2 separate regions of the Homo sapiens genome follow, and region 1 is linked to region 2. The links are chromatin contacts, found by Hi-C in ENCODE. All regions are on one chromosome and are shown on one strand. The core of a region is the stretch at or near the end of the contact, and the rest is flanking DNA. Distances in the headings are between cores, read along the strand shown.

Evidence for each region. A loop is a pair of places that touch in the nucleus more often than their neighbours do. Pooled maps may share reads with other maps.
Region 1: a loop to region 2 is called in a map of sigmoid colon, with 3 times the contacts of the local background. The contact joins two enhancer-like sites. A Hi-C loop is called at or near these places in 4 of 168 maps with a recorded cell type or tissue (MCF 10A, PC-3, sigmoid colon and 1 more) and 6 of 50 pooled maps.

What each region holds. Positions count from the first base shown.
Region 1 is chr14:32,252,966-32,260,291 of GRCh38, reverse strand. No RefSeq gene overlaps it. Among named protein-coding and RNA genes, the nearest start is that of RNU6-8, 53 kb to the right of the region's middle. Within about 2 kb of position 5,216, at least 14 of the 41 ENCODE cell types and tissues checked have a DNase peak (open chromatin) inside an H3K27ac peak, as active enhancers do.
Region 2 is chr14:31,989,061-31,996,398 of GRCh38, reverse strand. No RefSeq gene overlaps it. Among named protein-coding and RNA genes, the nearest start is that of LINC02313, 48 kb to the right of the region's middle. Within about 2 kb of position 4,223, at least 3 of the 41 ENCODE cell types and tissues checked have a DNase peak (open chromatin) inside an H3K27ac peak, as active enhancers do.

The DNA of each region.
Region 1 (7,326 bases), core at 3,967-6,466, 260 kb before region 2:
CAAGTCTTGATCCTCTTTCATCCTCCTGGTGATGCACCCATCTTCTTGCTCAGTTTCAAACTGATTTGTTCACTCCTTGATCCCATGTTGGTAATTTTCTTTGGTATCATACATAACCTTCTAAATATAGAGCCCCTCATTCCCCGTCTTCAATTTGGGATTCAAGACACAGGCAAGACATTACCAATTATGTTTCCATGGCTCATGACTGAATAATGTGTGCAATACAGAAATCTCATGTTTGGGGTCCCTTTTGCATCTGGTTCCATCCCTAATTTATAATATGTTTGGGCATGAAAAGATTATCTTCTAGTTTACATGCATGCTGCTTACAAAACTGCCAAGTTACTTAAACTGCCTTCCTCAAGGACTGTTTCCTGTAAAAGTCCCCATTTAGTGAAAGATCAAAAGAACCACCTGCTGCCTGGGGCCAGAGCTGAGTTGGTTGATGAGTCATGGCTTATCTGTTTAACTCTTTCCCATTTGCCAGATGTGAGTGACACTACCTCCTCTCTTAGGAAGCAGAAGAGGAAACATGGCATGATAATGAACATCTGAGACATTTAAAATAATGAGCTTTTGCTGTAATGAATGGAATGTTAGAAATCATGTTCTTAACATGCAAAAGCTAAAATGAAAGGTCAGTTTTTCTGTATTGAATCAGTAAGTGAGAAAATGTTTTTTGACTGTGGTATTAGAAAGAAGGCAGCATTCTGACCACACTCTTCCTCCTCCTAAAGCTCTAAGAACACTTGTGATATTTTGTTGTGGTGGGTGGCTAAGATATTTGAATTTTTGAGTCATGAGGAAATTGAAGAGTTAAATCTCACTAGCTCACAGAACCAAGCAGAAAGATAAATGCAGAGTTTAAATGTCTTTTCTCCTTCTAAAACAAACAGTGCAGAGTCAGGCATTTAAGGCAACTTCCATTATAGTAAATTTTGCACAAATAGGGTCTAGAGTATGTGTCCTACAAAACTATTCCTTTTAGAAAATTAATAATCAACAAAGTAACAATAGATGGCTACTACGATGCAAAAACAGAAGTAGTCCAGAAAGGACCCCCTTTTCTGGAATTAGCTTTGTACCCAAATAGAATTTCATGTTTACAGGCCAAGGGTCTGAAAGAGAAAAGCTAAGTTTCTAAAGATAAATGGGTTAAAAGCTGGGGAGTCTGGATGGCATCCCCTGAGATACCATTTACCTGGCATCAGGAACGTTCAGTTTTTGAGTCAAAGCTATGTCTACGGTATGAGACAGACAGGTGTTGTTTTCAGGTCCTTCAGCAGAGGTTCAATTTCCTGGGATGCCAAGGGAGGAAAGTTCAGGCCAACTCAGCTTGTCTTTACTGACAGCAGGCCAAACTCTAGTGACGATCTGATTTGGAGAGCCAAGAAGTCTTAGTTTTGATCTTTGGTAAGGAAAAGCTGAGACTCTGGCCAAGTCAACAGAAAAGGGAAGAGGCCAGGGTGGGAGTAAATCTTATGAGATGATGCCTGCCTACACACTGGGAAGGCGTGTCCAGTTTGAGGCCTCTGGCTTGCCTGCTTACACTTAGGGCAATTACTGAGCTGCTGTTTACTAAGCCTTTACATAGAGGATATATTCATTTACTGTGTCTTTGACATGCTGTTTTAAAACATCTTAGAGAGGGGTCTTACCAGTGACAGATGACCCTGAGCTCAAGAACAGGGTCCTGTAGCTTTTCCAGAACCCTTTCCTGGGAGGTCTAAATCAACCTTCTGCTTTGCTTAATGTCAGAAATAGGAGGACGGTAACCAGGCTGGGAGCCCAGTAAAAGGCAGCTGGCTTCAACTGGCCTGTGGAAGTTGCTTTCTCTGTAGCATATAACTGGACAGACATATGGTGTAACAGTTTAAAGCACAGGCCATGAAGTCAGAAATGGGTCAGTTCCCAGTTCTGCCATTTTCCAGCTTTGTAAATTTCAGTAATTTTTAAAATCTCTGTAAGTTGGCTGGCCACAGTGGCCCACACCTGTAATCCCAGCACTTTGGGAGGCCAAGGTGGGCAGATCATGAGGTCAAGAGATGACCATCCTGGCCAACATGGTGAAACCTCGTCTCTACTGAAAATACAAAAATTAGCTGGGCGTGGTGGCACGCGCCTGTAATCCCAGCTACTTGGGAGGCTGAGGTAGGAGAATCACTTGAACCAGGGAGGTGGAGGTTGCAGCGAGCCAATATCGCGCCACTGCACTACAGCCTGGCGACACAGCAAGACTCCGTCTCAAAAAAAAAAAAAAAAAATCTCTGAAAGTCACTCTCTCCTCATCTGAAAAAAATGGGAATATACCTATCTCACAAGAAATAATAAAATAAAATAATACATGTAAAGTGTTTTGGCATTAAGTAAGTTGTTAACATCTGTGTTATCCTTATTACCAGTAGAACAATGAATTGAGAAAAAGGGAGACAGGAAAGTCATTCTTGATCTGTGATTCTATTTCTCAAGTTTTAAAATAGGAACGTGAGTATTCTACCCATTTACCTTTACCCATGAGTTCTTTACCATTTACCTGAGATGACAGAAGTGAATTTCATTAGGACAGAAATACAAGATGATGTCATTAATTAGGCTATCACCTGAGGAAACCAAGATACTATCATTAACAAAAGGCTATCACCTGAGGAAAGATGGCCTTGATATTTGTCTGCTTTCTAATTTTCTTATTACATGAGAATTCGCACTTTCAGTTTGTATTTGTCACGTGCTGAGATTTTAAAATGATATCAAAATGTCTCTATAAAGAAATAAATTTTTAAGAAAAGGAAAAACCAACAGGTGATGAAAAATGAAGCCTCCACATGGCAAGACTTTGCTGAGTCACTAGGCAAACTTTGATCAGGTCAACCTCAGTGAAAAAGAATTTAAACTGACCTAAATCTATCAGAAATGAGATCTCTTTTCTCCCCCTCTGGGGAAAAAACAAAACAAACAAACAAACAAACAAACACCAAAACGGGCCAGGCGCGGTGGCTCACGCCTGTAATCCCAGCACTTTGGGAGGCCGAGGCGGGCAGATTACCTGAGGTCAGGAGTCCAAGACCACCCTGGCCAACATGGTGAAACTCCATCTCTACTAAAAAAATACATAAAAATTAGCCGGGCATGGTGGCACACGCCTGTAAACCCAGCTACTCGGGAGGCTGAGGCAGGAGAATTGCTTGAGCCCAGGAGAGGGAGTTTGCAGTGAGCCGAGATCGTGCCACTGCACTCCAGCCTGGCTGACAGAGCAAGACTCTGTCTCAAAAAAATAAATAAATAAATAAATAACCAAAAAAAACCTAAAACCAAAACAAACACATTTTCTTACCAAAGTTCTGATGCAAAAGCTAACAACCCCACAGTGTTTCATTTTTGTTGAAAAAAAAAATTCTACAGTTTATTACCTTTCCTTGAAAATAATATATACAAGGTCTTAAATATTTACCAGATGATGCAGATCTGCCAGGGTTTTCAGCCAAGTTTCAAAGTTTTATGAAGTCACTTCTTGGACATATTTCTAACAATCTGGCCCATGAAAATTAACCGGGGAAGATATTTCCACCTTCTTCACATGGCCTTGAGCTCACAGTCTCTGTGTGTGCCCATAAGAAACCCACACCCTATAATCATAAATGTCCTAGCTCATTCAAAAGCAATTGTTACTACTGATAAATAAATACACACAAACAAAAGTTTATTCTTTGGGAACATTCATTTCCAGTGAAGACACCATGTGTTCTGGCTTCAGTACAAACTCATTTTCCCAGCCTCTACCTACTTAGATCTCAACTATCTGTTCTCTTTAAATATCTTCTCAAAAATAAATCTCAGTTCAGGTTTTCTACACTAGCAATTTTCAATTTAGACTCCATAAAGCCAAACACAAAACCTGTCTCAATCAGAGTAGATCCACATTTTTTCTTTAAACTTTACAATTTATTTAAATTGAGGCTGTAAAACATTTTTTAAAAATAATATTCTTCTGTAATTATATCCCTTAATACAGAAGTCTGTTTCATTACTTCAGTTGATAAAATTATTTAAATTAATCATAGATATTAAAATGTCTTATTCCCATTTAAAAATCTTTCAAAATTATTGTGTGCCTCTGAGAAATTTCAAATAACAGGGAGGCTGAGCCTCCACATCCTCTCCCAGTTGCCTTGAGGGTCTGGCTGCCAAAAATCTAAGTCTTGCCCATGGGAGTCCCACATACACATCCATCCAGGAAGGTCACATTCCATCCAGAACTCCAGAGGAACAAAATGATCCAAAGGGGTGCAAAATCAGGCCAACCATTTACTCTAGACCAAAATTTATCTATAAAACAGTGACCCAGTTAGTGAAGAAACATTATCCTCATTCCACCACACTATTATTTTTGTGTTTCTATGTGGGTCACAGCACAGAAAAATCCATGGAGAATTTGACAGGGAAAATAAGGAAGTTACAACTGAGGATTGTTGACCCCACTTTTCTGCCTAAGTTGTCAAATAAAGGGAAAGGTAAGACTGACCACAGGGAGTAGCAAACTGCATTTGGCCAGACTTTGGTATTTTACAGATAGGAAAATATATTAAAAGAATTAGGGAACTGATTTACATTTGCTTTTTCTTTTGCCAAGCAAATATACGTTTACAGTGATAACCCTCATCTCTCAGAATCATTCTGTAAAAATGCATTTTAACACTAAAAAGGAGGGAGACTATAATCTCAGGAAAAAAAGGCCATTCTTTTCCTGAATAGGTCAGTTGGCCCTCTTATAGATGTCACAACAAAGGTGGCCACCCTGCCCCCTACTTTGGATTTAATGTTTTGTTTTGTTTCCACTTTGAACCAGTTTAAAGTATTTCAAGGCGATCCCAGTCAACATACTGGATACTCAGAGGAATGAGGCCAGCGCATGATGTGAGCGGGGCTCACAGAGCAGCCTGGGCCTGAGCAGGGCTCACAGAGCAGCCTGGGCCTGAGCGGGGCTCACAGAGCAGCCTGGGCCTGAGCGGGGCTCACAGAGTAGCCTGGGCCTGAGGTGGCTGGCCGTGAGCTCAGCAGGCTGAAGGGGAAATCCCTGTGGGATAACTCTAGTTGCCAATTAGGGAGATCCAACAGAAAACCAAGCACACCACAGCATTTTGTGAGTTTTCCTGTACTCTGCCCAGTCCTAGAAGAGGGCTGAAGGAGCCAGATTACACACCCTCCCCTGCTTTGCCAGCCAGCTTCCCAAGCGTGGTGATCCTTCTCCAGCAGGTGGCAGAACACACACATAGAAAATTACAAAGCTACCCAAGGTTTCTGTCTTTCGGTTGGTCCATTGTGTTACTTCTTTAAAAGTTAGCCATGTATAGTAAGAAATTTTGCAAACAAAAAACCTACTCATATTCCATCCTGGAATCCTGTTTACACAGGTACTTTGGTCTTCACAGGGAGGCTGAAACCTGCAAAGAGGAGGACCACAAAATAAAGAAAATCCTGGCCAATAAACTATGAATACCAGAACCCACATCTTCCAGCTGTTAAAGAACCCAGCAAATAACTCCTGCATTTCACTTTGTCGCCCACACTGGAGTGCAGTGGCATGATCGCAGCTCACTGCAGCCTCAACCTCCCGGACTCAAGAGATCCTCCCACCTCAGCCTCCTGTGTAGCTGGGACTACAAGTGTGTGCCACCACTCTCGACTAATTTTGTATAATTTTTGTAGTGATGAGGTCTCACTATGTTGCCTAGGCTGGTCTCAAATTCCTGGTCTCAAACAATCCTCCTGTCTCAGCCTCTCAAAGTGCTGGCATTACAGGCTTGAGCCACCGCACCCGGCCTCCTGCATTTCTAAAATTTCTAAACCCAATGAAAACTTTCACTAATCTTCATCACATGCACCTATAAGGGTGTAGTTACAAATTGTCTTTTCTAAAGAAACCCATGGATTTTACATTGCCTCTTTCCAAGGAGAAAAGTCATACAGTATCCAAAGTTACACAACGGGTCAGGAGAACAGCCCAGAATACCTGTCAGTGTCTCTCGATTGAAGTGTTTATTCACAGAAGCAAAGTCATGTTTAAAGCTGAAAAAGTATTTCCTAAAATATACTCTAGTTGAATATTTCAGGTACAATAGTAAGTAGGTCACTTGCTCTCTAGGATTCAAAGAATATGGGCCTGCATTACTCTGTTTCTGCCCTGAACAGGAAAGTTAAAAGGAAACACTGCACAACAAGAAAATCCACAGCACACAGCTATTTAAGCAGCTGTGGCTTGGGGGTCAGGTCTATCACTGAAAGCTTTATAGATAATCTTCAAAACTAATTTGACCCACAAAAGTAAAACCAACTGGGCTTTCCCAAAAAATCTGCAAAAACCATATTCATAGTATCACCCTCCCTTCCAGATAATTTATAGTCAGAAATTGAACCCAAGAATAAATGCCCTAGAAATATTTTTTTAAATAGCCTAAATTTGACTGTCAAATCATGTTCCTTCTCCATGTTTTTTTTCAGTGTCTAATCTGGTCCTACTCCTACCCCCAAATAATTTTCCAGGGGTCCCAGGGGTGCCCCATGCTCTACACACCTTCTTTTTTTTTTTTTTTTTTTGAGATGGAGTTTCGCTCTTGTTACCCAGGCTGGAGTGCGATGGCACAATCTTGGCTCACTGCAACTTCCGCCTCCCGAGTTCAAGCAATTCCCCTGTCTCAGCCTCCCAAGTAGCTGGGATTACAAGCATGCACCACCACGCCCGGCTAATTTTGTGTTTGTAGTAGAGACGGGGTTTCTCCATGTTGGTCAGGCTGGTCTCAAACTCCTGACCCCAGATGATCCGCCTGCCTCGGCCTCCCAAAGTGCTGGGATTACAGGTGTGAGCCACCGCACCCGGTCCTACATCTTCTTGGATGCTATCTGCCACACAAAATAGAATAAGAGCTAGAAGGGACCTGACAGGAATACAGCTACTTCTATAGATAAGGAAAACTTGGTCCTGAAACAAACTCACCAAGGCTACAGCTTGCTAGTCCCAATATTGTAATTCCACCCCCCAGTGTCCCATCCCTCTAGGTCTCATCAGGTCATTCATTTTCACTAGAAGTAAGTGTAGGTCAAAGCAACTGGATTCATTACTACTCCTCTCAGAAAACAACTAACAAGGGGTTTTGGTTGAGAAATTTCAGAAAAAAACTGGTTGGTTGGTGGGGAACAATTTTGAACGATGGGTACTTTCCATGTCCTCAAATCACATTCTGCCTGTAAATAAATCACACTTCAAAAATACAAACATAAGAACTGATCTGTAGTGACCCGCTTATTGGCAACTGTAAAGAATGTAAGCTG
Region 2 (7,338 bases), core at 2,974-5,473:
CCAGGCGTGGTGGCTCACGCCTGTAATCCCAGCACTTTGGGAGACCAAAGTGGGTGGGTCACTTGAGGTCAGGAATTCAAGACCAGCCTGGCCAACATGGTCTTTAATATAAAAAATTAGCCGGGCATGGTGGCAGGCACCTGTAATCCCAGCTACTCAGGAGGCTGAGGCAGGAGAATCGTTTGAACCCGGGAAGCAGAGGTTGCAGTGAGCTGAGATTGTGCCACTGTACTCCAGGCTGGGTGATAGAGCCAGACTCTGTCTGAAAAAAAAACCACAAAGAGGCCGGGCACGGCGGCTGACGCCTGTAATCCCAGCACTTTGGGAGGCTGAGGCGGGCGGATTACTTGAGATTAGAAGTTCAAGACCACACTGGCCAACATGGTGAAACCCTGTCTCTACTAAAAATACAAAAATTAGCTGGGCATGGTGATGCACACCTGTAATCCCAGCTGCTCCAGAGGCTGAGGCAGAATCGCTTGAACCCAGGAGGCAGAGGTTGCAGTGAGCTGAGAGGGTGCCACTGCACTCCTGCCTGGGCCACAGAGTAAGACTCCATCTCAAAAGAAACAAACAAACACACACACACACACACACACACACACACACACACACACACACACACACACACACACAAAGAAACAAAACAAAGCAAAACAAAGGGAATGTTGACAGCCTCCTTGGTAGGGCCTGGCATCCTGGAGGCAGGAACTAGAGAGAGCTGCCAGGGCAGGGAAGATCTTGCTTCCAGCACTGTGCCATTACCACATTGCACACCTTCTCCTCTCATCGGCTACCTGTTTCCTTGAACTTCGGCTTGTACCATGCCACATGATAGTCCCAGCTCTGAGTTTGCCTCATCACCTCTCTATTGGCTCTCTCAGTCTCAGTTTATCAAAAGAGGAACCAATGGTCTCAGATCATCTCTGCAGGCCTGGCCAGCGGCTCCTAGTCTCTAACTTCTCACCTGATGGGCAGCTGCCCTCCCTGGGTCCATTCACCTGTGCTGTGGCGCAGGCAGCATGTGGTCTGCTCCTCATTCAGAGGTCACTCGAGGGACAACTTCTAAAAGGAGCAGGCCATTGACCTCACACACACCATCCTCCTCCTTCTCTGGGATGCTCTTTTAACTCCTACATTCCCCTTTAAAGGCTGTAGGAGGCTCGCCGTACTTTTTACATTTGTTTGACCGATGTTTTAAATCAGTTTTGCTCAAAAGTGCTTCAAAAATTATAATATGTGTTAGTTTAAAGACTCACAGTTAACGTGGAACCAAATATCACATGAGCGCTCTTTTTGTCCGGGGCTTCACAGGCAGATTCTCAAAGGAATCTGACAAATACAGTTGATGTGGCAGGTCCTGCACCACTCCTGGGCTGAGAGACTGTCACAGACACAAATGGCCAGAAATGCCATATGTAGGAGGCATGCTTGTCTTCCCAGTTAGGAGGACTGTCTGAGCTTGGGAGAAGGAATACACTGAGACAGCTATATTTAAAGCAAAGAGCCTGGCAGCAGACAATTATTTTGTTTGGCTCAGAAGCTGGGAGCTAAGTCTCTTGAAAGGTGTGTGATTAATCCCTTACATGTCCTCTTTAAGTTTCCTCTCAAGCCCAGGGTTTGTTTTCCTTTCTGGTCTCAAGAGTGTATAGTGGGGGATCCTGAGCTAAGCACACTGAAGGCCAGCATGGACCCTGATGATGTTCCTGGCTGTTGCCCTCAGTGCTCTGCAGAAAGCAAGCAACAACAAGAAACGTGGCAATGACCCCGGGAAGCCCACAGGAGCATTCAGCAGATCAGTCAGTCACTCTCACTCTGTGGCTTTCACAAGTGATAGCCCCTTTGGGCCTCAGCTTCCTTATCTCTAAATCTCAGTGTTATCAGGATCAAAATCTAGGTGACACATGGTGTGTGGAAAATTCTAGGTTTTAAGCTTATCAGGTAAGGGACTTTATCTTTTAGAGCAGGGATTGACAACTATGGTCCAGGGCCGAGTCCAGCTCACTGCCTGTTTTTTAATGAGCTACAATCTAAGAAGGGTGTTTACACTTTTAAATAGTTGGAACGAATCAAAAGAATAATAATATTTCATGACACGAAAATTATATGAAATTTTAATTTCAGTGTCTGTAAATTAAGTGTTTTACTGGAATACAGCCATTCTCATTGGTGGTTATATATTGCCTATGACTGCTTTAGTACAGTGACAGAGAAGCTGGGACAGAGACTACATGGTCCACAAAGCCTAAACACATTTTCTGTCACTTTACAGAAAGAGGTTGCCAACTTCTGTTTTTGAGCATGGAGCCTGGGTCACCCACACCTAGATTCAAATCATATACCCCTTCCGACCTGTGTGACCTTGGAAAACTATTTAACTTTTCTAAGCCCCAGTTTCCTCATCTGTAAAATGGATGAAAACAGTCTGTATCTCAAATAGTTGTTGGGAGAAATTGAATGAGATCATCATGAAGCACTATGGTGGTGATAAGCCCGCTCAGGCTTATCATAGTACTGTCTGGAACTAGAGTACATTTACTCACTTACTCACTCACTCACTCACCCACCCATCAGGAAATCCTTTTGGATTTAGCTTTAAAAACATATCCAGAGTCCTCCCTTTCTCTCTCCTCTGCCATTCCTACCACTCTGCTCTGAGGCACCCTATCATCTGTCACCTTGATTATTGCCTCATCCTTCTAACTGGTCTCTCTGCTCATTCTCCCAGAGCCTATTTTTAGTACAGCGACTAGAATGACCCTTTAAAAAGGTCAGGTCATGTCACTGCTCTGCTCAAACTGTCCAGTGGCTGACCATCTCACGCAGAGTAAAAGCTGAGGTCCTTATGATGGCTCACAACTCTCTACCTGCTGTGTCCCACCCTACTGCCTTTGACCTCCTTTCCTGTTACTCTCCCCATTACTCACGGTGCTCCAGCTGCAGGGCCTTTTTGCTGTCCTCAAATGCACCAGCAGTCTCTTGTCTAAGGCCTTTGTCTGGTCTGTCCCTTCCATCTGGATGCTCTCCCTCCAGATATCTCTGAGGCTAACTCTCTCAACTCCTTCAACTGTTTCCTCAAATTTCACTCTTTGAGGAGATCTATCTTGGCCACCCTGGTTAATCAGCACTGCTTACAATCAGAACTGTACCCTTCCAACATTCCAATATCCCTTGCCTTTTTACTTACTTATTTATTTTGTTTTTATTGTTTGTTCCCATTCAAATGTAAGCGCCATGAGGGCAGGAATTTTTGTCTCTTATGTTCAGTGATGTATCCCAAGCATCTAAAACAGTGCCTGGTAGGTACCCAATAAAATTTGGTGATTGATAGTTAATGATCTAATATTTTATAATACAATAGTTTTTCCCCCAGACCCAGAATCTGCCTCTCATTGAGTCTGCCAGGAATCTGACCACCTTCTCGAAAACCTTTGAACCAATGGCTTAGAGTCTATAAAGGAAACTGTGGGGGAAAACTTCTTCCTCCTCAGGGAAATCTGAGAAAGGCCAAACTGCACCCCAGCAACAGCTGTACCCTCTGGTACAGAAATGACTGCGGTTCCTGCTCACTGAAGGAGGATAATCCAGCATCAGACTATTCAAACTCTTTCACTTGCTTTGTTTTTGTGCCAGTATTATTGACAAGATCTGCATAACTTGAGCAAAGGAGTGGAGAAAGACAAACCTCAATAGCAGTGATTTTCCACCTTGCATAAAAGATCTGGCAGGAAAAAGAGTTTGAAATATTGACAAGAATTAGGGGTAGAGTCTGTGAGTTATCCCATTTACCCCAGATAATGGTGGGGTCATATTATCATCACCTCTAGGAAGGATGAAAGAAAACTGTGATCTCCTCAGGTTCTGTACCCTACCAAGCACACCACAGGTACATCATACACATCAATCTCAAGAAGGAGGCCATCGCTCACTCACAGACACTCAGTTCCCAGTTGTCATGCAGTAAGGAATCCTGTCAATATTAACAGGAGACATCCCCAAGGCTCTACTCCTCTGGCATATGTTCCATGAGAGACGGCTGTGGTCAGAGTCATCATAAAGTGTTAAGTACATATGAATCATAAATAGTGATGAATAGCCACATTATAAATTGTGCAAGCCTTGTTTTACTGGGATAAGATTTATACCTAAAGATACTGGAAGTGAAGTCTCCCTCTACCCTTTTAAGACCTCAGAATACTTGGCAATAAACAAAGAAAGGAAGTGGCCTGGAGAATTTATTGAGCAAAGCCCTTGACTAGACACAGCTTAGGTCATTCCTAGTGCTTCTCTCTATATAAGGCAGAGTAGGCTCCCAAGGTGATGCATGGACTCTTTCTTCATCTTCCTCAAGTGTTCTGTTCTTTTTCAATTTGGTATTTAAGGAAAGGAGCGGGGGAAGGAAGATTCTTAAGGGAGAGCGGAGTGTAGACTGCATTTCTGGGCTTCTCTTTAGAACCTGCATGTTTGAGGTAAAGCTTGAATGCTTCTAATGAATATAGAATTATTTACTGATGTAGAGCAGGCATCTACAATATTTTTCCAACCATCACTTTCGTGAGTGTGCTTAAAAAAAAAAGAAAAAGAAAAAAATAAGCCAAGCTGTTGCTCCTCCCTGCTCCTGCCTAGTCAGAACATAAGGAACAAAATAAGTGAAATCTTCATGCTTTATAATGCCCTCTCGGCAGTGCCCCCTTCACCCTGGGCCAGTGAGTCTATTTGCAAAGCTTATTTAAGATGAAAAGTGAAATGCAGTGAACAAGCTGTGTTCCTCTGCCTTGATGAATATTTTCTAAGGGAACTTTGACCAGTCTCAAACTTCTTCACAAATTCAAGAGGAAAAGGCATCAGGCTTCTAAATGGCCTGGATCAGGTTTCCATAGTAGCTTGGTTAGACAACAGACCTTTTTCCAAGAGTTATGCAGATCTTGTCAATAATGCTGGTGCAAAAACAAGAAAGCCAACAATGAGGTCTTGTTCATTTTGAGCTGAGTCATGAAAAATCGTGCACTAAAACCATCCTTGGAGAAAGACCTGATTGGTAAAACAACAGCCACTAAACTTGGAAGGAATTTCTGAAAGGAAATGTTACCCTGAAACGTACTCTGAAAGCCATTTAAAGCGATGAGAGATTTAAGAAAAATAATTTGACACCACACTTCTCAACCTCATAAAACATTTTAGAAATGAACTCATTAAAATAATTTACAGCAGGAACTAGTCTCTTAAGTCTCAATGGACAGTCTGTCTGACATCACGGTCCCATTTGTATGATTCATTTTTTTAAAAAGGCATTCTTGCCAGACCATTAAAAAGTAAAACAATTAATTACTTTTATGATAGTTGGTTGCCTTCTAGTTCCTCGTTTTTCTCTTCCGGGAACATTATCACTCATGCAGCCTTGCCTGGTATTTCTCCCAACACATAACAGAATGCTCTCTGTACATAAATACAGACCATCCAAAACCTGCAAAATGAAGCCCTTATTTCTCTGGGCATTACAAATTTCATACTGTTCCTATCTGGTGTTGCTTACAGTTTTTGTCTTCTGCTTCAGGATCTCTTCACAGCAAGCAATTATTCAAACTGACCTGCAATACCATTACACCAAATGTCACCATTTATCCCAACAAATAGGAAAGCATTCGTTAAGAACAGAGCTGTTTTCATTGGTCCCCTCTGAAAGGAGACAGTGAGAAGGTTGTGGTGATGCAGAGTAAAGGATTAGGAAATTATTCCTTCGGAGACTGTTTATCTGCCTCTACCTCCAGGGAAAAGTCAGATGCTATCTCATTCAAAGCAAGTCTGGTTTTCATTTTGCAACCCCTTCCTTCTCCCTTCCTAATCTTCTTTATAATTAGAGAAAAAGTAGAAAACCACCGCTGTTGTATGTTTTTTAATTGCTTACTATAATTATTATGACAACAATTGCTGGGTGGATTTCCATCTCTGATGTTTCACCACAATGAAGAAAACAAATCCTCTTATGAACATGATCTCATTAGTTCCCATAATGACACATTATTCTGACACGAAGCGAGGTCTAAGAACTTCAATACTCACTCTCTTTACAGATGGGGAAAGTGAGTCAAAATTCTGGGAAGCAGCAAAGCAATTATCCAAGCTGGAATTAAAGCCTAGCGTTCTAAATGCTCATTTAGTGCTAGTGCTACCCACAATGATTCTACATTTTATAAGCAGGGAATAAATAAATAAATATAAGCAGGATCAGCCAGGATGAAGTGAAAATAAAAATAATTCCATGGAGTTTTAACAGCTTTTCTGTAACTTTTGACTGCAGCTCTTTGCCTGAAGTGTAACATACAAAACCAAAAGAGAGTAAAACAGAGCATACTGAAATCTTGACACCTCTCAAAGAACTAGATGGTTTACCCTTTTACATAGGAAGCAAATAAAGGAGAAACTGTCAATGACTGATGGGAACACAGTACAAAATTTAAGTTAGTGGTTTATTTTTAAAGCTTGTATAATATGGACTACAAAGGGCATTTTTGAGCCATGCAAAGGTCACCCACACACTAGTCCCTTCAAACTAGCTTTTTCTTTGAGATGAACCTTCGGTTTGATCTCCTCCATGAAGCCTTCTTTGACTTCTATAGCCTGGAGTAATTTCTATCTTGGCTTAATTCCTACAGCGCTTTTCACCTAAACCGTGATTCTAGTTAGACTGTATTTCACTATATGAGACGAAAACCAAACACTAAAACCATCTCAAGTAAAAAGAGAGTTATTGAAAGGATACTGTAGACTATTATAGGAATTTAATATTAGAAGCACAAAGAAGACTGAACTGGAAAATTCTCAGGTAGAATTCTATAGTTTTCCCTCTGCCTCTGGAATATTGCTATTTCTCTTGGTGTATCTACCCTAGTCTCTCTGAAGACTGCTCACCTATGGTTCTTACTCCTTCATAGCCACAACTTGGCCATGACTTTGGCTTGACCTAGTGCCCATTCCATTGCCAACTCGACATGATCTTACTGGCCAAACATCTACTACCAACTGACTGCAATCTCTGAGCCTCTTAATTCAAATCCTTAGTGGGAAATCTCACTGGTTAAGCCCTATCTATAGGTTGGTACCCTTTGGGTTAGGCATCCGATTTTAGTCCAGCTTCTGTGACTTGGGTGTGTGTGGGGAATCGTGTTTGATGCAGAGGTGCCCCTCCAGCTAGAAGGGGAAGGTAAGCCAGTCTTGCCTCATCTATTTGTTCCGACCAGGCTTAGTATATAATCATATTCTGCCTTGCCTTCATATTTAACTCGTTTTCTATGTGTGACCTGTCTTTCCTGATACAACAAAAGCCTCTTGATCTCAGGC